3 separate regions of the Mus musculus genome follow, and regions 1 and 2 are each linked to region 3. A link is a loop called in an ENCODE intact Hi-C map of the cell type or tissue named here. Cell type or tissue: left cerebral cortex. All regions are shown on one strand.

Evidence for each region. Peaks named below come from ENCODE experiments on the same cell type or tissue, not always from the same donor. Only the 100,000 strongest peaks of a DNase experiment are listed, where the experiment ranks them.
Region 1: it touches region 3 in a loop (3-fold over the local background); 2 of 42 quality-filtered maps call a loop at or near these places.
Region 2: it touches region 3 in a loop (4-fold over the local background); 3 of 42 quality-filtered maps call a loop at or near these places.

Annotation. Positions count from the first base shown.
Region 1 is chr5:127,704,759-127,712,758 of GRCm38, reverse strand. It overlaps Glt1d1 (glycosyltransferase 1 domain containing 1), which reads right to left. Exons shown (of 12, transcript NM_177005.4): 12 at 5,239-5,896. The coding sequence ends at 5,735. Among named protein-coding and RNA genes, the nearest start is that of Glt1d1, 76 kb to the right of the region's middle. In left cerebral cortex, a CTCF peak has its summit at 4,405; DNase peaks (open chromatin) are centred at 5,561, 5,791, 6,607, 7,304 and 2 more places; H3K27ac peaks cover 201 bases.
Region 2 is chr5:128,361,231-128,369,230 of GRCm38, reverse strand. All of the region lies in intron 1 of Tmem132d (transmembrane protein 132D), which reads left to right. Among named protein-coding and RNA genes, the nearest start is that of Tmem132d, 68 kb to the left of the region's middle. In left cerebral cortex, no CTCF peak of the experiment used is centred here; DNase peaks (open chromatin) are centred at 3,471, 3,777, 4,173, 7,776 and 1 more place; H3K4me3 peaks cover 266 bases; H3K27ac peaks cover 2,080 bases.
Region 3 is chr5:127,956,732-127,964,731 of GRCm38, reverse strand. The region is part of intron 4 of Tmem132d (transmembrane protein 132D); the gene reads left to right. Among named protein-coding and RNA genes, the nearest start is that of Glt1d1, 330 kb to the right of the region's middle. In left cerebral cortex, a CTCF peak has its summit at 3,769; DNase peaks (open chromatin) are centred at 1,847, 6,806 and 7,981; H3K27ac peaks cover 1,480 bases.

The sequences.
Region 1 (8,000 bases), 250 kb after region 3:
TAGTGTGGTAGCCGACAAGCCTAAGTTACCCTCCAGGCTAGTCTGCCCAGACCACTGTATTTACAGACATATCTGGTGGTTAAATAGCAATTTCCTGAGTTGAAACATCCCATCCTAGAGGGAGGCTCTTAAAACTCAGGAAGTAAACAACTCACAAGTCTCAAGAAGATCCTGAAACTGAACAGAGGCACAAAGGTTCTCCTTCTCCAAGGTTATATATAAGTAGGTAGGACAGCTGAGGAAGAGGAAAGTCTGACCTCTTAAGCTGCTTATACCCTGGCTGGCCTTTGCAGAAAGTGGTCTATGCTCTTAAGTAGCTCCTCACCCACACTCCTCTAAGTAATACCAACAAGCTCACTGATTCACCAAGTTGGAATTTGTACATTAGTCTGGCATCAGTTCCCTATCTGGGGTGAGTAATTTGTTTTCTAGGAAAAGCCACACAACAGTGGTCACACCTGGCTTCTTACATAGGTACTCAGATCTAAACTCAGAGCCTTAGGCTCATTTAGCAAGTGTTCTTACATACTGAACCATCTCCCCATCCCCTAGTTTTTTTTTTTGTTGTTGTTGTTGTTGTTGTTGTGTTTTTGTTTTTGTTTTGTTTTGTTTTGTTTTGTTTTTCTGGTGTCAAACACAATGCCCCCAGAGTCTTCTCCCATAGTCCTGTTAAGTTGGTCCCTCTTGTGAGTGTTTAAAATGTTTAAATCATTTTAAATACTACCCCAGGGGCTGGAGAGATGGCTAAGCAGTTAAGAGCACTTACTGCTCTTGGAGAGGACCGGGGTTCAGTTGCCAGCACCTATATCAGACAATTCACAGTCACCTGTAACTCCTGCTCCAAGGACTCTCATATCCTCTACTGCCCTCTTCAGGTTTCCGAATGCACATTGACCCATGCAGATTCACAAAGAGGCACACAAATAAAAAGAAATCTAAATAAATGAAATAGTGTGTTGTTTGGATTGTAAAGCAGAACTGCAGATGTCGGGAGTCGGGAAGTGCTGGACTTGACAAAATGGTGTGTGTGTGTGTGTGTGTGTGTGTGTGTGTGTGCTGCAGTTGACTGAGAGCCGTCCACATTGATTTGTGTGGTGGACAACCCAGCTGATGGCACTTTCTGGAGAAGCTGTGAAACCTTAGGATTAGAGTCATGGCTGATGCTGCAGGCCACTGGAAATATATCTTTGAGGATAATGGTCTGCCTTAGCTTTTCTACACCAGCTCTCTAATCATCCAAAGTGTGAACAAGCAAGGCCAAAGCCCCTACTGCCACAGACAGAACCACCCAGCTTCCATGGTGGACTGAACACCCTGGCAGCATGAGCCAAAAGAAACCTCCCTTTGGTTGCTTCTGTTAAGGATTCTATCATGGTGAGTAGAGAGAGAACAGGTATGAGGGGCTGTGAAAAGCTGGTAAGGCTAGCAAGAGGCAGGCCACTCTGGGTGCGTCTGAGCAGAAACACTCTAGAGAGCATCCTGTGGTCTGGTTGCATGATTATTCATTGTTTACCTGTTTAAGTGAAGTATTTCTTGATTCTGTTTTCGTGGTTTTAACTATAGCCACATCAACTAAGTTTGTTTCATGGAAGAGACTTAGCCTCTCATCAATTGGAGGCTCACCCTTCAGAACCAATCGCAGCCCAGCTTTTCTCAGAATCACCTCACTTTCCATAAGACACTGGTCTCTGGGCCAGCGACACCACTCAGCACGTAAAAGAGCTTCCCATGCAAGCCTGCTGACGTGAGTTCAATCCCCAGAACCAACTCCTGAAAGGCACGCAGTGGCGCGTCTGCCCACACCCAACACATCCACACATCACACACAACAATAATAATAAATAAAGTTAAGTCTGTAAAAGAACCTGGCCCTTTGCTGGATGTGGTAGTGCTTGCAAACAGATCTTTTGAGTTCGGGGACTACCTGGTCTACATAGCAAGTTCCAGCCCAACCAGAACCATATATAGTAAGACCCCCCCCCCCCCACACCGCCCAATCTGAAAACGTAGCCTGTGTCCTGTTCAGACAGATTGTGTGGGTTGGCAGCGGTCATCTCAGCTGTTCTGTGGATCTTTAAGTTCAGGCTGATTTCTCTCTGAGCTTCTAAAGCACCCACCTGGGAAACCAGCTAAGTGCATACATTGTTTGAACTCAGGCAGGGTTGGGAGATGCTCTCTTGAGTGGCCGCCATTGGATAGAGAACTTTCCCAGTAGTTTGGTCCCTCTGGGGACCACTGATGCTCTAATGCAGTGGCTCTCAGTCTGAGGGTCTTGACCCCCTGTGGGGGTTGAATGATTCTTTCATAGGATTAGCATGTCGGATATCCTGCATATCCGATGTTTACATTACAGTTTATAACAGCAAAATTACAGGTATGAAATAGCAATGGAAATAGTTTTATGGTTGGGGGTCACTAAGACAACTGTATTAAGGGTCACAGCAGTAAGGTTAGACCACTGCTCTAACCTCCCACCTCCTCCAAGTGCTGGAATTACAGTTGTTGTCCACTGCACCCAGCCACCTGTTGGAATCCCAGTTCTCAGTGGTGATGGGAGGTGGGGCCAATGGAGAAGCACTTGGGCCACCCCTTAAGAGGAGGTTGATGCCAGTCCTGGGGAAAAGGGGTCCTCTCAGGAGTGGGTTGCTTATAAAAGCGTTAGTTTAACTCCCCTCATATATTGTGTTCTGTGTATCTCCAGCTCAGCTCTGCTCTTCCATCATGGGACAGTGAGCACTCGTTCAGGCTCTTGCGGGCTGCAACTGCAGAGCCTCAGAGTCTGACCCACTAACCGGTTCATTTCTGTGCCTCGTGCATTAACTAGACTGTCTGCCATGCTCGGCCACATTGGCACAAAATAGGCAGAGACATGTCCCCCGAGCTGCTAGGAAGCTGTGGATAAATGAGACAGGAAGCAAATTCAGTTACAAGGAGCCCTTCCAGGGAGGCCTTGCAGCAACTCTGAGCATTTCTGTCAAAGGCAAGATACTTCAGTGTTCGAACATTTGCAAACCTCCCTTCCGGGCCTGTGTGGAGGTGTCCCCCACATAGAGGCCTGCAGCTGTCTACCCCACAGGCTCACTTGAAAGGACAGCTGCAATGTGCCCCTCTGAGGAGGCGGAATCTTTTTTTTTTTTTTTTTTTTTTTCAGATGAGGCGGAATCTTTAAGAGACAGGGCCTACTATATGGTCTTTAGGTCATTATCTGCACTCGGTACTACCTCCTCGTTCACTTTCATTTCCCAGTTGAGAAGAGTGCATTTTTTACTCTGCCAATCAGTCCTGTCGAAATGCTTCTTTGCCCAGACTTGGAGCAATAGAACCTGATAGGTTATTTCTCTGCCTCTGCCGCCGGTGAAATGAGCCAATTCAAGCCAGATTAGATTATATTAAAGGCAGGTTTATTGGGAAGCTGCTTTCCGGTGGGCGAGTTCTCTGGCCCCAAGGATCAAGACCAGGGAAGTTGCAATGGGAAAGGAAGGAGGGGGCAGGAGGAGAGAGAAAGAAGGGGATGCGCATGCGTGGACAGAGAGAGAAGAGGAGAGAGACCAAAACTGTCTGGATTATATAGGGAGGAGCTTCTGGGGGGAAGGGCAGCCCAGCCCCTGGGCTGGAAAGTTCAGAGTTGGGGGCAGGATATGCCAGGTAGGGTCTGAGGGATGCTGGGAAAACCTGGAGGCCAGGTCTGCTTCAGTATGTAAAATAGGCACCCCTGTCCCTTGTCCTGGGGTTGGATACCAAACAGAGCCAACCAGGCATAGACTAGAACCTCCAAACTGTTGAGTCTGCAGAAACCGCTCCTCTTTATGTTCTTCAAGTGTCTGGTACGGAAAGGGAAAGCTGTTACACTTCAGTATAAGTTCGTGTCCAACCCCTCTGATCAGAAATTCGAGTAATGTATTTGTTTTCTTGGGGACCGTGTTGCAGGGGTGGGGTGGGGTGTTGGGGCTGCTCCCAACAAGAGGTGCTTCTGGAATAAATAAACAGCAGCTTTAAAAAATAGATATATATAGCTGATGGTAACACGCTTTATTAGTTAAGAAACCTTCCTTCCCCAAGGAGCATTTGCAGATGTAGCTTAGAGATGCTGGCACAGTGGTCAGGCAGTGATGTCATCCCTGGGCAAAGGAGAGGCAAGCATTCCGGAGCATCCTGTTTTTTGTAAACAACCGTGATACCTGACCTCTACACACCTCTCCTGAGGTGGGTTTGAACTCTGGGCTCAGAGGAGCTGCTATGGAGATTCAGGCCTCGTGATTCTCTCCACGCCCCTCTACCCCCACCCCTTCTTGTGCCCAGAGAGGTAAGACCCCCAGCTCAGGCTGAGGGCCAAGGAAATGGACACATTTCTCAGTGCGCCTTGCAAATGCTTGAAGCTCGAGCAGTGAGGGATTGCTGCTGCCTCTGCTGGAGCCTACGTGAAAGTGCCGGTGCTGAATCTGAGGTACAGAATAAAGGCCGAGAATTACATCCTCTATCGAATCGGGCTCTGATTTCATCCCTGATGTTCTGGTTTACAAAGCTTGCTTCCTTCCAGCCTGCTTCTCTAAAAAGGAGATGCTTGCTGCTGCTATGAAATGCAAAAGGCCCAGATGTGCCTTCTGAGTTGGAGCAAGTATGATATGGGTTCTGACTCCTCCTCCGTTCCCTCCACAGTCTGATACTCATGTGTGGCTATTGGCTGCGGTCCCCCCCCCTCCTCCTTCCCTCCCCTTCCCCCTCCTCCTCCTCCTCCCCTTCCCTTTCCCCCTCCTCCTCCTCTTCCTCCTCTTCCTCCTCCTCCTCCAAGCTGCTTACACAGGTGGCCATTGCACGTCCTGCTCACAGTAGCACAGCCTTGTTGAAATTCAACAAAAGGGTTGCTGGAGGAACGGAGCGCTGTTGTAGGGAGATCCCATCGAAAGATACCCCCACTACCCAGATTGACTTCTCATACCCCAGTGACCTCTTGTCACAGTCTTGGGTCCCACCATTGTCTGGAGTCTTGTGACTCAATCAACACTTGTTCTCAATTCCTTAGCAGTAAGAGGAATGACCACCCACATTGAATTTAAGGCTCCCAGCCTCCATCTTGAGAGCCAGACTCCCTGTGATGTCATACAGGGGGGGCAGGGCCTCTTCTGGAAAGCAAGCTGGGCTCTCAGGTACACTAGTGAGAAGTGACACAACATGATACATTCATAGCCTCTCCAGAGCTAATTAGCATGCCAACCACAGCCCGCCTCCCTACCAACCCCCGCCACCCCCCTGTCCCATGATGGCTTGTTGATCAAGATCATATCAAAAATGCTGCCAGCTCCACTCCATTGACAATCCTGGCCTTTTTGGGTTTTGTTGCTTATAAATAAGCCTCCATACGTTGTAAAAGCAGTCCTTGAAACAGTCCTCCAAAGGCCCCTGAGATGCACCTCCATCTCCTGCACAGAGCTACAAACCCATCTGGGACTGAGCAGTGAGCCTACAAGCCCACTGATGACTGATCTGTAAACACCTCTGGGACTGAGTCACAAGCACTTTCAGAAGTGAGCTATAAGTCCATCCAGAACTGAGCTGTAAGCACAGCAGAACTGTCTGCCAAACAGGAAGAGACTTGGGGTGGGGTGGGGTTTGGATGTGTTCCTGGGGACTCTAGGATTCCAGTGGTCCAGGACTGGGTCCCATCTTTTGGCATCTGCCCCGAGCTGAGCACCTGATGGTTGTTGGGACAGATGTGGTGAGCACGGACTTCCATCATTTAATCCTCCAAGTTCGTCTCTAGCTTCCTGATGAGGCGCTGGTAGGTGTCTCTCTCCACCTGCCAGGAATGATGCGTCCTCACGTATTCCCTTCCGTTGGTCACGATTTCCTTCTCCAGTGCGGGATCGCTAACCAGTCTCTTTGCCAACTGAATGAACTCCTGAAAGACAGGAAGTGGATGAGAAACGCATATGCGTGATGGGTGCAGGGGGAACCCTGGAGAAAAATCACTTTGAGGGAGCAGGATCAGAATAACGCAAGCATTAGGATTAAGAAACATTGTGGCTGGGCGTGGTGGCGCGCCTTTAATCCCAGCACTTGGGAGGCAGAGGCAGGCGGATTTCTGAGTTGGAGGCCAGCCTGATCTACAGAGTGAGTTCCAGGACAGCCAAGACGACACAGAGAAACCCTGTCGCAGAAAACCAAAAAAAAAAAAAAAAAAAGAAACAAAACAAAACAAAAAAAGAAACATTGTATATGTCAGGTGGCAAGATGGTTCAGTGGATAAAATGCACAAGGATGCGTACACTCCCGCGCGCACGCACACACACACACACACACACACACACACACACACGCATATGCACACACACACACACACCAGGGTGCACTACCCCCACAACCATGAATTCACACTATTCTCATAGCAGCTTTGCAGTGACCTGTACCTTCAAGCAGCACACACACAAACGCACATCCCCACAGATCTGTGCCCATAAACACCCGCCAAGAATGTCCACCGGAAACCCTGGAGCTGTCAATCAGGCTCTTCCCCAGCCTTCCTTAGTCCAACGAGAATCATCATCTCTTGGCCTATTTCTGCAGTAGGCGGTGGTTACGCAGAGACTTGCACATGGTCAGAGTGAAGATATAAGTGACTCAGCGGTAAGTGGGAAGTGTTCACCACACCCTCCAGGCTCAGGGAACACCATGTGGGATGTTAAGATGGTAAGAGCTGGAGGAAGGGGTACCGGGTTGTGGAATGTTACAGTTATAGTTCACCTGCATAAGACTGGGACTCACCCCTTCCTGACAATCTGTAACTGGTTCATGGTTGATACGGGATATAGAGTGTCCTGATTAGATCTGTATCAACTTGATGTCTTTTCAGGTGACCCTCAGTTGAGAAAAATGCCTCTTTTGGCCTGAGGGCAAGTTTATGAAGTATTTTATAATGATAACAATACTACTACTAATACTACTACTAATAATAATACTTTATGTGAGATGGCCCAGCCCACTGTTGAATGGTGCCTCCCCTGGGCAGGTGGTCCTGAGAAAGCAGGCTGAGCATGGAGAGCAAACCTGTAAGCAGCTTTTTTTTTTTTTTTTTTTTTTTTTTTTTTTTTTTTTTTTTTTTTGGTCTTTTAAGACAGGGTTTCTCTGTGTAGCCCCAGCTGTCCTGGAACTCACTTTGTAGACCAAGCTGGCCTCGAACTCAGAAATTCGCCTGCCTCTGCCTCCCAAATGCTGGGATTAAAGGCATGGGCCACCACGCCCAACTATAAGTAGCTTTTGTAAGCAGTCTCTGCTTAAATTCTCACCCACGCCCAGGTTCCCGCCCTGTTTGAGTTCTTGGCTTCCCTGAGGATGGACTTGTGTTTGGTTGGGAGTCCCTGGCTTATCCCGGATTTGGCCCAGCAAGTTTTATTCCTCCGTCTCTCTCCAACCGCACCCACTTGGAAAGCCTGGGAATGGAAAAGGTGACAGAAAGCCCAGTCCTGCATTCCTGACAGCTATCCCAACCGCCTTCATCTGAAGTCACCAGCAGGCAACATCCACACCCCCCCATGCCCCATCCCCACACAAGCCCAGCATGTGGCAGACACACCATTCTCCCTCCTTTACAGTCTTTAAGAAACTTCCACACCATAGTATGCCAATGACAACCCCCACCCCACCCCCACAGTCCTCATCCCCACCCCTGCTCTCATCCCCAGGGACTGGTGAACTCACCCAGGAGCCCATTCCCAAATAAACCTGCCCCCCTTTCTTTTGGCTTTTAATTCAGTTGAAATATATATAAATATAAATATATGAATTAATATTATATTTAATGCCATACATTTAATATTATAAAATATCCAGTATTATGTATGATATATAAATATAACATTAATATTGTAGTTAATATCAATAATCACTTTCTTTGCAGTGATTCAGGAGTCACAATTTCTTCCCTCTTTTATGGCCATAGCTAGAGACGCTCGGCTCACATACTGGGGTCAGAGAAGTTTGTTATGCCACAGGCAATGCCTGGTGCA
Region 2 (8,000 bases), 400 kb before region 3:
GTCTTCGATAGAGCTATGCTGGGATTCTAGAAGAATAACTCACTCACATGTTAGGATGTCACTTGACTTGGTTTTAGCAAACGCTGTGATCAGAAGCCTCAGGCCAGCAAATAAAAAGCACCCACACGACAGAGATGGTGAATTTTCAGGAGGAATTCAAAGCCAGCCTCTGACCCCTGCCTTAGAAACCAGATTTTTCCAGAGACTTGGAAAGACATACCTACAAACAGTTCTCCTGGTTCCTGATTGTGTCTTCTGTCACCGCCATCTTCCTTCTGTAGGCCTCAGAGTAGAATTAGCTTCCCTTTTTATTTTTGCTTTTCTATACCTGTAGGTCTTATTTGATGCTCATTTTCTGTAACTAATATTGAGTCTTTATCTCATCCAGGGAGATGGTAAATCAAGTAGGACTTTTGATCCAGAAATATCCCTGTAGAGTTGGAGCATGGGTCTGGGGTTGGCTTGCTTAAAAAGAGTCAAATGCATCATCCTGAGTGAGGTAACACAATCACAAAAGAACTCAAATAATATGTACTCACTGATAAGTGGATATTAGCCCAGAAACTTAGTATAGTGAGATATAAGGTACAATTTGCAAAACACATGAAACTGAAGAAGAACGAAGACCAAAGTGTGAACACTTTGCCCCTTCTTAGAATTGGAAACAATCACCCATGGAAGGAGTTACAGAGACAAAGTTTGGAGCTGAGACAAAAGGATGGACCATCAAGAGACTGCCATATCCAGGGATCCATCCCATAATTAGCCTCCAAACGATGACACCATTGCATACACTAGCAAGATTTTGCTGAAAGGACCCAGATATAGCTGTCTCTTGTGAGACTAGGCCGAGGCCTAGCAAACACAGAAGTGGATGCTCACAGTCAACTATTGGATGGATCACAGGGCCCCCAATGGAGGAGCTAGAGAAAGTATCCAAGGAGCTAAAGAGATCTGCAACCCTGTAAGTACAACATTATGAACTAACCAGTACCCCGGAGCTCTTGACTCTAGCTGCATATGTATCAAAAGATGGCCTAGCCGGTCATCACTGGAAAGAGAGGCCCACTGGACAGACAAACTTTATATGCCCCAGTACAGGGGAACGCCAGGGCCAAAAAATGGGAATGGGTTGGTAGGAGAGTGGAGGGGGGGAGGGTGTGGGAGACTTTTGGGATAGCATTGGAAATGTAATTGAGGAAAATATGTAAAAAAAAAAAAAAAAAAGAGTCAAATGACTCAGTTTCCCTATCTGGAATGGAGCTGGTATGTATTCACATTCCAGTATGACCCAGTTGATTACCCATGTTAGATATTTTGATGCATGTCATTCAATACTACAATAGGATACTGGAGTTGGTTTTTTTTTTTTTTTAATTGTGGTCCCGTAAGTACCTGTATTCAAATTCTAAGACAGAGATGGCCTTATAAAAATATATTTTGAAATGTTGAGTTGAGAAGCTTTTGAAACATACGTGGTCTTAGTTATCTGTGGGTGGGTGTTGCTTTAAGTAATCAACAGCACATCCTTCACCTACCTTCTTCACCTGGGCCTTAGTGTCTTTTCTTGTTGCTGTGATAAAATACTCAAACAAATGCAATGGAAGGATGGGTTTATCTTGGCTAACAGTTTGAGGGGTTGTCCATCATGCTGGGGGAGTCAAGGTAGCAGGAACCTGACAGAGATGCCACGTTGTGTCCACAATTAGTAACAGAAAGAAATCAATGCAGAGTGCTGTTCATCTCCTCCACTCACAGACTAGGATCCCAGTAGGGAATGGCACCGCCCACAGTGGGCCAGGCTTCCCACATCAATTAGTGTAATCAAGATAATCCCCCCCCAGACCCATCTCTGAGGTGATTCTAGATTCCCCCAAGTTGAAACCAACCGTCATAACCAGTGTGTGCCATCCACCATCGTGATGGAGGAAGGACAAATCGTGTGCCGCCTGGCTTCCAGCTGCCGACCTAACATCACTCCGAGGATGTCTGGATGTAGATGAGAACTGAGCCTCGCCTGACGCATCCCGAATCAACCCAGCTACTTAATCACAGCTTTTGTCTCCATGTTTCCCAGAGAAAAATAGCTTTAATTTCTAATTGTTAGCAAAGTCCTTGAAGACAATCCGAACAACAGACATCCCAGAAGCAGAAAATAACCGTGTTTGGAATGCCACCAGGCAGAGAAAAAAAGACTCAGGAAACTGGTCAAAACCAATTCAGGGGAAACTTTCTTTCAGTTACTCAGACAGGCAGATAGGTGTACACACACACACACACACACACACACACACACACACACCTACCTTTGAAAAGAGGAACCATTAGAATGTGTTGAACCTGCCTGCCACTAGGGGAATGCAGCTTAGCACCACAGTAAGAGTCTGCCACCCCCCCCCCCCTCACTAAGAAGCCAGTAACAACACATGCTGGTGAGGATGAGAGCAGAAAGAATCCTTATCTATTGCTGTTGGAGGGAGATGCAAATCTGAACAGCCACTATGGAAATCAGCCCATAGTAGGGGCTGGAGAGTTGGCTCAGTGCTTAAGGGCACTGGCTGTTCTTCCAGAGGACCCAGGTTCAGGAATTCTCAGAACTCACATAGTGGCTCAAAACCATCTGGAACTAATTCTAAGGGGCCCAAATGGTCTCTTCTGGCCTCCACAGGCCCCAGGCATGCACAGGGTGTACAGACATACACGCAAGCAAATGTTCCTGCACATAAAATGAAAAATTTAAGAAGTAGGATTTTTAAGAGTTTGCCACGATAAATGTTAAAACCAAAACAAAACAAATGAAAATTGAACCCTGAAATAGACCTACTGTGTGACTCAGGTACAGCACTCCCAGGTGTTTTCTCAAAGGACTGCCAAAAGTCACCACACTGCAGGGACACATGTTTACTGCTACACTTGCTGTTCATAATAGGTGAATTATAGAGCCAACCTAGGTACCCCTCAACAGGGGAATGGGCAAGAAAAACCTGGTCTCTATACTCAGTGAAACTCTGTTTAGCCATAAAGAAGAAGTAAGTTATGGTGTTAGTAGGAGAACATATGCAACTGAAGATGGTTATTATCCAAGCATATTCAGTTGCTCTCAGAAAGATGAACATTTTATATTCTTTCATCGTGGATCCTAGGTTTCATGGAGAGGCATAAAAGCCCATGTGTCTATATGATGTGAAAGTCAGAATGAAACTGTCTAGGGGAGTAGAGAGGCCTCACAGGTTAGGGGAGAAGGAGAAGGAGGAGGAGGAGGAGGAGGAGGAAGAGGAGGAGGAGGAGGAGGAGGATCCAATATGCAATATGTACTTATATGAAAAATGTCCTTATGCCAGGTTGGGGAGATGACTCAGTGGTTAAGAGCAATGGCTGCTCTTGCAGAGGACCCAGGTTCCTTTCCCAGGGCTCAGATGGATGGTTCACAGATGCTTGCAATTCTGGCTCCAGGCCATCTGATTCCCTCTTCTGGCTTCCTTAGGCATCTTCACACATGTGGTCTATGCACACGCATACACACACACACACACACACACACACACACACACATACACACACACACACACACACACACACACACACACACACACACACACACTCACACATGCACCCTTGCAAACACATAAATAAGAAAGAATCTTTGAAAAAAGTCCTTATGTAACGCAGTGTCATGTACAATACATATATACCAGTTTGGAAGAAAATAGTCCCTGGCAGCTATTTTATGTCACTAGCCAGAGTGGGCTGACTTAAAATGTGGGCTCTGTGTCCTTCTGGAAGAGCATTTGGTCCCCTGAGGGTAGGCTTGCTTCTGGAACAGGTGGGAGTCTTATTTAGAGTGTGTGGTGGTTGGGAAGGAGATTTCTCTGCATAGAGGGCAGAACTCCAGGGCCAAGAGTGAACTGTAGGCACTGAATTACCCATGATGCTGTTGTGTCTGGGGCTGTTGCGTATCTGCCCTGTGGAAGCTTCCTGGTTTTGCTCCATGGCTCCTTCAGAGCTCTTCACTTTCTGTGAGTTTCTTTTTCTAATTTGCAACAGGGAGAGCTAAGTTGTTCCCTTCGTGACTGCATATTAACCCTCCGCATGTATGCACTAACCTTTGTTTGGCAGATGGCACCAGGTTAATTACTACACCACAATTAACATCCTTTTGCACATCTGAAATATCTTCACAACAAATCTGCCAGCGCTTCGTGGTGCCTGGAGAAGATTCTAGCCTTGTGGGGCCTCAGACTGCTGGTGGAGAAGGGGGAGGCGGGGTAATGGTGGATGCATTCAGAAAATAGGTTATAAAAAGAATCACTACAAATGGAAGGGAGCCTAAAGATTTGGTGGCAGACAGCCGGTGACAGAGAGGCTCAGGGTGGTCTTGCTTGGAACTGTGGCTGTGAAGATGATGTTTGCATTGCACTGGAGTTGGCATAAGAAGGTGGTATCAGGGGCCACTGGGATCCATCCTCTCTTCATCATAGGCATAGTAGGGGCTTGGGTAAGGGGGACTAATGAGACAGAGTGAGTTGAACTTGGTTAGTAGGGAAGGTGAAGCTGCAGGAACTGCCAGGAGGCTGGGGGGTTTCCACTGTGTACAGTAGGGTGCTTGTGCCAAGCACTTTAGATGGTATCAATCAGAGTGGCAGCATGGAAAGCCAGGGACTGTAAGCTGGGACATGAGATGGGTTTGCCATTCTGTTCTTTCAAGGCCATGCAGGGTCAGAGGTATGAACTGGACAGCAGTGAAAGCTGAGGGTCCGGAGGCTGAGGAAATACTCAGGTATAAAACATTCCCCAAGCACATATGACATCCTGGGCTTGATTCTGAGACCCCATCTAGAGATCTAGGTGTTGAAGCACCCGCTTGTAATCCTTGTGGAGACAGGAGCAATCTCTGGTCTTGCTGGTCTACCAGCCTTGGCTATTTGGTGAAGCTCAGGTCTCAGTCTGAGAGCTCATCTCAAAAATCAAGGTGAATGGCCTCTAAGGAGAGATACCTTAGGTTGAGCTCTGACCTCAGTAGGTAGACACAGAAAAACACACATCCAGACACACAGAAACTCTACCCTCCTCCCCAACACACATACGCAGATAGACACATACACAAACACACACATACAGACACACAGAGACATACACACAAAGGTTGAAGGAGTTTTTCCAGGGAGGACCGAGACAACCTTGGTTGCCTGTTGCAGAGACTAACTGGCCTACAAGACCTCGTGAAAGGATGAGTGGAGAACTGAGGGAAAAGCAGCTGCCAGTGTGGGGAGACTCATCAGAGATGCTCGGTAGAGGCTAGATGACTACAATCATCTAGAAATATGGGGTAACAGTCGTCCTGGAGACTACAGTTCCAGGTCTCTGTTGGACCCAGGTCAGGCCGGGAAGGCTGAAAGATGGATACGGAAGTGGAGATAGCTTACAGAATAATAGGTTTTGGGGAAGCTAGAAGAAAAAGTCTCAACAGTAGTGATAGAGAAAAGGGAAATGAATTCTTTCCATTGTTGATGACGTATGTTTACAAACTCCACGTTTTAGGGGCTGGTCTCTTCAGGTATTCTTCTTGGCTGTGCTTTCTGCATACGTGATTCAAAGCCTAAGTAGGCAGGTTGAACGGGCTTCCTGGATTCATCTGGCTGTTGGGGGCATTCAGTTTCATGGAGATATAGAAGTGGGGTCCTGTTTCCTGAATACCTACTTCTGAAGAAGGCAGCCATATCTCCCATTCCCCAACTCCAGAGGGGCTGGCTGTCTTTCTCCTGTCACGACCTTGGGTCCACACACTAATACAGCGACCCCAACACAATTAGATCAGAAACAGCCTTGATCATCAGCCAAGTCAGCCTTGTTAGTAAAATAACATATTTAGAGATGGTTGGCACACACTCAGCATCCCTGGGCTCTGGGATGATGACAGAATAGTCTTTAGGTCATCATGGAAGACAGGCAGGAGTACATGTATGGAGGATCACCTTTGGAGGTGTCACAATCAGGCTCAGAGCATCCCCAGTCCTCTGGAAGCTGATCACCAAGAGTTCAGTGAATATGGGTACAGGGAGACACAGCCAGCAGGTGTGGACATGAGCTGAGGGGAAGAGAGAAACAGGACCAAGGTGGCATTAAGAAGGGAGCTTACTGACTGCTCAGGGGAGGGGGATGGTGGTGGTGCCTGTGTCTAGCAGCATGCTTTTCCATACAGTTCATTTCCACAGGGACCTAACAGCTCATTTTTTTTCTCCAGCTGAACATAAGCACCTTCCCTAGAAGGGGGAGGGGTAAGTTGTTGAACATTCTCAAGGATGCTGTTTTTGTTTTTGTTTGTTTTTTTCCTGAGAACTATAAATGAAATCTTTATACATCGTGTATCTTAACTGCTATTGCTTTGTAAAGAGACATTATTGGTTTGAGTTTTGAGTTCCCTGCCTCTTGTTAGACACCGTGGTTTTTGTTTTTTTTTAATCTTTGTTAATTCACTTGGATTCTTCATCCATCAACAGTGATATCAACTTGCTTTTTTTCCTCTCTCTCTCTATTTCCTCTATGTTGCTTGGGGCTGAATTTTTCTTTAGGAACATTTTTGACATGCTTTAAAGGGAACTTTCAGACATGACCCTAGATCAAAGATCTATCTAGATCAAAGATCTATCTGTCTGTCTGTCTGTCTGCCTGTCTGTCTGTCTATCTATCTATCTATCTATCTATCTATCTATCTATCTATCTATCTATCTATCTATCTATCTATCTACTCTGTTTGTTAACACAGTGAGTGAAAAATGAGTAAACATTTTGACTTTGTTTGGTCACTCCTAGGGTACTACTTAGTCAGAATCCCACATGATCACATTATTTGGAATTTTCAAAATTTAAGTACTATCTTAACACATTTTATTACATTTTAAAAAAGATTTTTAAAATGGTGGGTATGAGGGTTCGCCTGCATGTATACCTGTGCACCATGTGTGTGTGCAGTGCCTGCACAGAGCAGACGTGCAAGGATACCCTGGAACTGGACATCCATCCCACCCTATGCTGTTATGTCCATTCCAGGAATGGACTCTCTTTCTTCTGCAAGAACAAAGAGTGCTCTTAACTGCTGAGCCGCCTCTTCAGCCACCTAGTGTTTTGTCTCTCTCTCTCTTTTTTTTCTTTAACAAGGAAACTATATTTCAGGTTTCTTAGACTGTCTTAAACTTTTTTTTTAAAATCATATATGGGGTGCACACTTGCAAACCCAGAATTTGCAAGATGAGGAAGGACGATCAGGAATCCAAGGCAGCTTAGCCTGGACTAAGTTCGGCCCTGTCTCAATGAAGAAGCAAGTAAGTAAGTAAGTAAATAAATAAATAAAGACTCATTTTGTTTCCAGATAATGATATGTTCCTGTCCTTTTTTTCTGAGTTTGTATTTCTCTCGTTTATTTCCCCTTTGTCCTTCCCCTGAGACCTGGAAAGCCAGGCTGATGCTGGTGTTGGCTCCACACTGAGTCCTAAGCCTTGCGCTTATCCTCTGACCTGCGCTCCTTCCCCCTCCAGCCTGGGTCAGCGGGAGTTTTGCTTTCTTCCCTTCTGACACCAATGCTTTTCCTTAGACCAGGCCCCGTGATCGTGAGTCGTAATTTTTACAGCTCTATTCTCTACTTTATAATCGCATCTCTCCCGGTGCGTGTTTTTAGAATGCACAGTTTCCTAGAGACGTCCCCCTTTTCTCTAGATTTCCAAATTTATTAGCGTGGACCTGCCCACATGTTGTTCCTTTAAACGCCCGCGCAGCTCTCTGCTCACCCTCCTAGCTCAGGTCTGAGTTTCATCTTTTGTATTTTCTGCTTGTCTGTCCTACATTAGGCTAGCGGGGCGCTTGTTTCTTTTTTATCGCTGGGCTTTCTGAAGGATTCATTTTTAAAAAAACATCTCCCTAGGGACTCCAATTCGCTTTCTAGGTGAGCCCCTTCGAAGCTGAAGGAGCATCGGAGCATCTGGAAAGACTTCACCCTGTTGGTGGGG
Region 3 (8,000 bases):
TATATGATAGAGATAAGTGTATATATATGTATATAAGTATATATATGAATGGTAAAGGATAGATAGTAGATAAAAGATAGGTGGTTGGCAGATAAATGTGAGATAGATCGATAGATAGATAGATAGATAGATGCTAGGTTACAGATTGAATAACAGGTAGGTGTATAGACTAAAAATAAATAAAGATAAATAATAGCATGGTAGATAGATGCCTTTACAGATAATAAAAAGAGTGGTAGAAGATAGACAGATGAAAGGTAGGGTGACAGATGATAGTCTGAATAAGATATAGGTAGATAAACCAAAGATAGATGGAGTTACATCGTAGACAGACAGATAACAAATAGATGAGTGATAGATCTAATAGATAGATGATATATGAATAGATAATAGATAGGTTAATAGATAGATACATAGAGGGGTAGATGGATAGATACAGGGATGGATAGAGAGATAGAGAGATAGAGAGATAGATAGATAATAGATAGATAGATAGATAGATAGATAGATAGATAGATAGATAGATAGTACATGGATGGATAGATATAGAAGAGATCTACAGCATTGAGTACATGATCAACAGCTGTCCCTCTCAAGTTGCCTTTTGAATCCTCTTTCCCATGGCCTTATCTCTAACCCAGCTGCACACCTTGATTTCACCTCCCACCCATGGTCAAACCATCTCGATTCCCATGTTGCTTCAAGTATCCAGTGCTGTTGTGCTCCACGCTGTCCTGGCATGTTCTCAGTCTCATATGGCTCCCTGCCATCTACCCACTACAGATCTACCCACTACCCATCTTCATCTCTACACTGAAGATGTAACCTTTTAGATGCTGACCATGGATCTCCATATCTCCTATTTAAGCCTCACAGTTGTTGCCCGTGGCTCTTCAGAAGACATTGAGAAAATCATATCAGGATATGTAAGACCTGCTGCCCATGTACCAACATGTTTCCTGCCATGATAATAATGGACCTCCTAACCTGTAAGCCAGCCCCAGTTAAATATTTTCCTTTATAAGAGTTGCCATGGTCATGGTGTCTCTTCATAGCAATAGAACTTTCCGTGTATACATGTGTATGTGTAGTCATCCACGGACATGTGGGCTACCCCCAGTGACACACTTCTTGCGATTTGTCCTCTCTCATCAGCCATAAACTGCCAAGGGTAGAGCTGTAGGGACCCCCCCCCCCCGCCCCTCAAATCATGTGAGAATTTCAACGCTTGGTCATGTGCAGGAAACCACAGTTGCTATGAGCTGTTGTTGTGTAGCAACCCAGAAGTCATCATTTCAGGCCACTCCCCCTTCTCTACCTGCTGGCTCTTACATTCTTTCCACTCACTCTTTCTCTCTGGTCCCTGAGCCTTGGATGGGGAGGATTTCTATGTGAATGATTCCACCACAGCTGAGTATAGACTCCTTCACCATGTCACCCCGGTGAAATCCTACAGAGTCTCTAACTGGACATGTTGAGAGTAGCTCTTGAGATGGGCGTATGATCAGTGTTGGTTCATCGACTAACTCTGATCATAACAGAGCCTGGCATGCCCTTGAAACTCAAGGCTCTGGGACAACACATACCTGGAATTCTCTTCCTTGTTCACATCCAGCTCGTACCTCATCCCTCCCCATCAGTCCCTTGAATAGTTAGATGTTCTGAGGAAGTGGCTATGGAGTTCTTTTTTTTTTTTTTTTTTTTTTGCCAACTTTCATTTCTTTGGCAATCTTGTGCCTTCTTGTGACTTTAAATACCATCTATTGGTTGATAATCCCAACATGTGCATCTTCCTGCTGGAATTCCTCCCAGAACTCCAGGCTCACTCATTCCTCGTGGCTGCCTACTAGGCAATTCAAACCAGCACGTCTTAAACCAAAAAAAATCACAGCCTACACATTCCAAACCCTTTCCTTCTGGTAACTTCACCATCCCAGCCAGGCAATCCCATCATCCCAGTTGCTCAGAGAAAAATCGCTGTCTTATAATCAGACCTCAGGATCCCTTTCTCCTTAGCTCCCAATGGCTCTCAAATTATCATGTCCACACCATGGCGGGAACCATCTTCTGAAACTATATATGTATCAGTTGAACATTTTTATTTGCTAAATAAATCTAAGACAATACTTTTAAAAATAGTACATCTGTTTATTCCTTAACAATTTTTATAAAGGAAAGCAATGTGTCTTGATCATATTCACCCATAATTCCTTTCTCTCGCCCTTTAGGCACCAGGCACGGTAACATATTCTCCTCCTTTCTTCATGTTCACTCTTGATTGCTTGGTGTGTGTGTGTGTGTGTGTGTGTGTGTGTGTGTGTGTGTGTGGCTTGTTAATAGCCCACAGAGAACAATTAGTGCTGCTTGCTGAAATAGTGCCTGGTGCTGATGACTTGATCCTGTGCAGGTGACCACAGCTTCTGTGACTTCATGAGCTTCTCACAGCTCTCCTCTCTGTCTTCCAGTTCTTGCAGTCTTTCCACCCTGTCTTCCAAGATGTTCTCTGAGCCTTTATAGGGACTATTGATCTAGCTGTTGCACTTTGGGCTAAGCACTCAATAGTCACATATTCTCCAGTACGTTGTCCAATCATTTTGAATCTCTGAATCACCATCCACCCCACAAAGAGGCCCCTCTGGCCAAGCAAATGAGTTCTTATTTCCAGGTGTATGCCAATGGTGTGTCTTCAGATAAACAAATGCATGAATAAATAATGGAAACAGCCTCATTTGGATTCACATCACATTGCTCAACTAATGTTCTGGATATATTAAAATACTAGAAATCAATTATCCACTTCCCCTTAAAGATTTTTGCCCCGGGGTTTTACCTTCTTCATCCTGGTGCTTGAGCCAGCAGCCTAGTTATAAGTGGAATTCATTTTAATTCTGGGTCTTTCCTCTTTCCTCATCTTGCCTGTTCTTCTTAGCCCAGGCTGGCTTATTCCACTCCCTGTAACCCAGGCTAGCCTGGGACTCAAGGCAATCTGCTTTCTCCTGCATTTGCTTCCATAGGACTTGATTATAGTTCTATGCAACCACACCTTACCTTTGAAAGAACAATAATAAGACTACAGACTTAATTAATTTTTTATCAATATTAGTATAACTAATTGGTTTTTTAACTCAAATACTTATATATTTTTTTTATCAGGAGGGAAAAGGCTGCAAGGTCAGGCCCCCCCCCCTCAGATCGTCTGGTCTTCTGTCACTGGTGAGTCCATGATGGCTCTTTGGGACTTTATTCTGCCCCACCCACCCTATGGGTTCTCCCTAGAGAACCAAGCAGTTTTGTGTACCCTTTGATGCCCTTTCCTGCTTCATCTGTCTATAAATGTGGCACCAGAGTTTTATTACCTCTGTCTGGCTGGCTTCATCAATTTGTTCTGGCCATAGAACCTTTGGTCCAGCTGTTATGGAAATCTCACTTCTGTCTGCAAACACACTTTGTAAAATATGGCTGTTCCTCACTGGCCACTTCCTCTCTGGTTAGGGTCAGGATCAGGGTCAGGGTCAGGGTTAGGGTTAGGGTGCTGGGGTCAGGGATGGGCAGAATGACTCTGGTATAGTTCTAATGGGTTAGTTGTCTGCAATTCTTTGTTTCTTGTTCTTTTTCCTTAAGCTCCCAATTTTCTTTTCCCCTCAAGATTCCCAAATTGTCTGGCTTAATGACCTATTGAGCTTTGGTGACTTTGGAACACTCCCTTTTTTTTCCAGCAAAAGCCACATTGTGAGCCCTATTTTAATTGCTCTGTCTGGAAGACAGGCTGCTCTCCTAGTGTCTGCAGGCTGAATAGCCAACACCAGGCTAGCAGAAAGATGCATCTCACAGATATGCAGAGAGAGAGAGAGACAGAGAGAGAGAGAGAGAGACAGAGAGAGAGAGAGAGAGAGAGAGAGAGAGAGAGAGAGAGAGAATGAGAATGAATTTCTTTCCTAAATGGTACAGAGTTGGCCTGTTGAACATAAAATTGGGCTGTAGGTTGGATCAGCTTCTGCCAGAATTCCATCCGATATTACCATGGATTGCACCCACACCACACGTGCACCCTGGTAAGTTAATGGGAGAAAAGACGGAGACATATCCTCGGGGACTGTAAAGAGATTTCTGGAGTGGAAGCTATCTAGATAATTTGGTGCCTAAGTGGTGATAAGGTAATTACCGAAGTAGTAATTAGATAAAAGACGAGAAAGTCTCTTCCCTCTGGATTTAATAACATCCTAAAGTCATCAGTAACCATGCAAAGCAAAGGTGAGCAGGTACCAGGTAAAACCCCATATGCAGCACAGTGGTCAGAACACTGGGCATTTCAACTAGAACATGGGCAATCTGCATTAGGGTCTTAAAATTTTCAGAAGGAAATAGGGGAGTCTTACCACAGGGGGTCAAGAGAACTGTTTTCTCTGAAGATAACGTCGATAATGGTGTGTTTCTCTATTGACAGCTAGCCAGCTAAGTGCCTTTTAAGAGTGTTTGTTCAGGTGGATATGCAGGCGACATAGAGAGAAAGAGGACTGGATTTTTCTGTAAATAAATGGGTAGATAGAGACTGTGAATAGACCTCATGTGCTCTGAATACTAAGGTCCACACCTCCCATCTATATAAGCAGCTTAACCTTGGAGAAGCCTCCTTACAGATGTTGACTAAAAGCTATCTCCCCTTTTAGCAGCAAAACATCTAAGTAAAATTGCGAGCTGGTCAATAACCACCCACAGCATCTATTTCCTCTTTTAGACAGATAAAGTCCTGAGCCTCCAATGTGCCTTCCTTCTGCCCAGTCATCTCCCTTTCTGTGTATCCACATGGCCTGGCGGGAGTGACTGAATTAAGACGGTTCGTTCTTTTCCCAAACTCTAGTTAATAAATCCATGTAAACATAACTTCTATGCCCATTTTGTTGTGACCCGTTATTCATTTCAGGATTAACTAAGGGGTGTTCTGCAATGTCGGAAGGATCATTTAATTTCCTTACCATATTCAATTTATGATTTCTAAACAAGGCAATGGGTCATTGATTATTTTAAACATGAAGGATTGTAAACAAACAGTGCTTGCCTTTTGATATGTCGGCCAAAAGGATTTAGTAGCAAGAGAAATGGAAGTCAATTAATGAATGAATTGGCATTCTGTGGGTGTTTTGTGCGATACTTATGTAATTTATCCTAAATTAAAATTATGTTGTTTCTTAATGAAGACTGCTTTGTAGGGTTTTCCTCATCCAGCCAGGCATGCTCTCTGTAATCATCCTGCCTAATGCTTAGTGAATCAAGTTTAAGGTTTGGTTAAGGAAAACAGTCATGCATATCCCTCCCATGGAGTCGGCAAATACACAGGAAACAGAGATGGAGTTAAACACACAAGTGAAGAAATGAACAGAGGAGGCAGGTATCAGACCAAGGATTACAAAGGCATCCCACAGAATTGTTTTTTGTGGGGGGGATGGGGATATGGTGTTGAGGATTGAGAAAAAGGGGAAACCCTTTGTTGTGGAAGGTCAGAGAAGCCATTAAGGCTCCTGGGATTCCAGCCAACTGACATGCAGAAAGTCCAGCGAGTTAGAATGAGCCTTCTGTCATGTTCTAAGAGGAAAACAGACCCTCAGGAGGCAGAAGCATGTGAATAAGTCAGAGAGATACCGAGGAGGAGCTTGGAGAACATCCAGTTATTAGTCCACCAATGGCGGTCAGGATGTAGGAAGCAGGGACTAGAAACCAAGGCGTGCGAGTTCGAATCTCTTTACGACTGGAGATTTATCTTGAGAGACCAGACACAGAGACCACTGAAGGACCCACTGGGGACACTAGAGGAACTGGGAGTGAGGAGAGCTGATGATGTGGAGCTGGGAGAAAGGGAGAACTCCTGAGCCTTGCTCCTGGATGGTTCCCCCAAGGATGCTGACCCTGCCTCCCTCTCTAACACTGGAATGATGAAATAGGTGAGTTGTGTCTAAAAGAGACCAGTCATTTTATTTTAGACATGTGAGACTGTCTTTTGAGACAGGCTCTTGCTGCCATAGCCTAGGCTAGCCTAGAATTTACTCTGTATTTAGCCCAGGCTGGCTTCAAACAAGAATCCTCCTGCCTTAGCCTCCATAGGGCTATTTCCTGTAGCTAAATATCACATCCTTCTTGACCATCACCTCCACACCCCAACTCTCCAGCCCTGGGTAGATCCTACTCTGCTTTAGATAATTTAGCTTCCTTGTAAGGACACGTGGGATCTACCTTTCCATACCTAGCCCATTTTACTTTGACATCATTCCCTGCCACCCATGAATGCAAAGGGCAAAAGTTCCCTCCAGGACGCCATTTAAATCAAAGTTTTACAGACCTCCCCCCCACCCCCCAGATCTTTAGGCTTGAACTTGTTATGGAGACCAATGTGACCATGACTACAAGGCCCTTAGTGTAAGATTGTGTCTGATCTCAGAAGCTAAGCAGAGTCGGGCTTGGTTAATACCGTGATGCTATCTGGGCACTTATTTATGAGTGAGCCCAAGTTTTTGGCGGACGGGGGGGGGGGGGGGGAGGGACTCTGTAGTCCGCATACCAGTACTTTCCATAGAAAGTTTCAGTCTGAAGTCTTCTCGGAAACCTAAAATCTCCCCACATGAGCAAACACAGCTATAGAAACCAGTAGCCTAATTTTAAAACACATTTTAATAGCACCTCTAAGAACGTCACTAGTTAAGTTTGGGATTGCTAAATTTGCTCCATCCAAAAATATTTAAGAATAAATCTTTTGATTTCTGTCCCGTATCACCTCTTTGTGTCAAAGCATAATATTGAAGGACGTGGAATCACTGAAAACCATACTCCAGGCTCACTTGATTCCACAACTGCCCTCAGGCCTTCACGTTGCCAGGACGGAGTTCACTGACATGTCCACAGCCTGCCTCAGGGAGCCAGCCTAGCCCAGGCTACCCCTCACTATCATGATGTTTCCTTGCTCTTGTACCTTCTTTTGTCATTTCCCAGGTTGATGAGCTCTGGAACCTGGCACAAGTTCATGTTTAAAACCCGTTCTGCTTGCAAACATGCATTTCCCAGTTAACCAGCCTCAGAAGCTGTCTGCTGAAGACATGTCCAGAACCATAAATAATGTTCATTTTCCACACAACGGGAACTGGGACAGGGTGTACCCCAGGCCTTCTTTGATGTGGACTCCTGTCTCCAGTGGCGCTCCTGGTTTCCAAGCACAATAGCCAATGTCTGCTATTATCCTGGGGTATTCATTTTGGCACGAGCTATTTGACCTGTGAATTGTACCTTTGTATATATCTACCTACATGTCAGGGGGTTGTGGGGATGGCACGCACATGTGTGAGTACTCGTAGAGGGCAGAGCTCAACATCAGATGTCTTCATCGATCATGTCCAGCTTAGTTTTATAGCCAGCTTTCAGCTAATATGGCTGGCCAGAGATACCTGTGGACCTGTGTGTCTCCACCACTATGCCAGTATAAGGGGACTAGGAGCAAGCTCTACCATGCCCAGCTTTTACCTGGGCACTGGGGATCAGAACACAGGTCTTCTGGTTTATACAGCGAACATTTTACCAATGTTTACCATCTCCCTGGTCCCGATAACTGATTCTGGTTTGCTGAAGAAAAAAATGGAATCAAAGCAAAGATAGCACGCATGGTCATTCAGACAGCATGGTGCAAGCTGCCCTGTTGTCTGCACAGGACTTCTCCGGCAGGGATACAGGAAGAAACCACTTGATTTCCTTTTCATTTTTTTTCTTCTTCTGTCTGTAAACAGGATATTACCAAAGCCTCTCAATGTTGCACCAGCGTTGTACAAACAGACATAAGTACAACACTTAGAGCTGCTTTTTCACTGTCAGTGGCCAAGGTGTTATGTAAACCCCAGGCCTTGTTTACAATGCGGTTAGAAAAAGCTGGGCATCGTCTCTGCTGGGTGGCCCTGGGAGAAGATTGTCAGGGAAAAGAGAACGGCTGTTCAGAATGCTTCCCCAGTTAAACCCATCCCCGACAG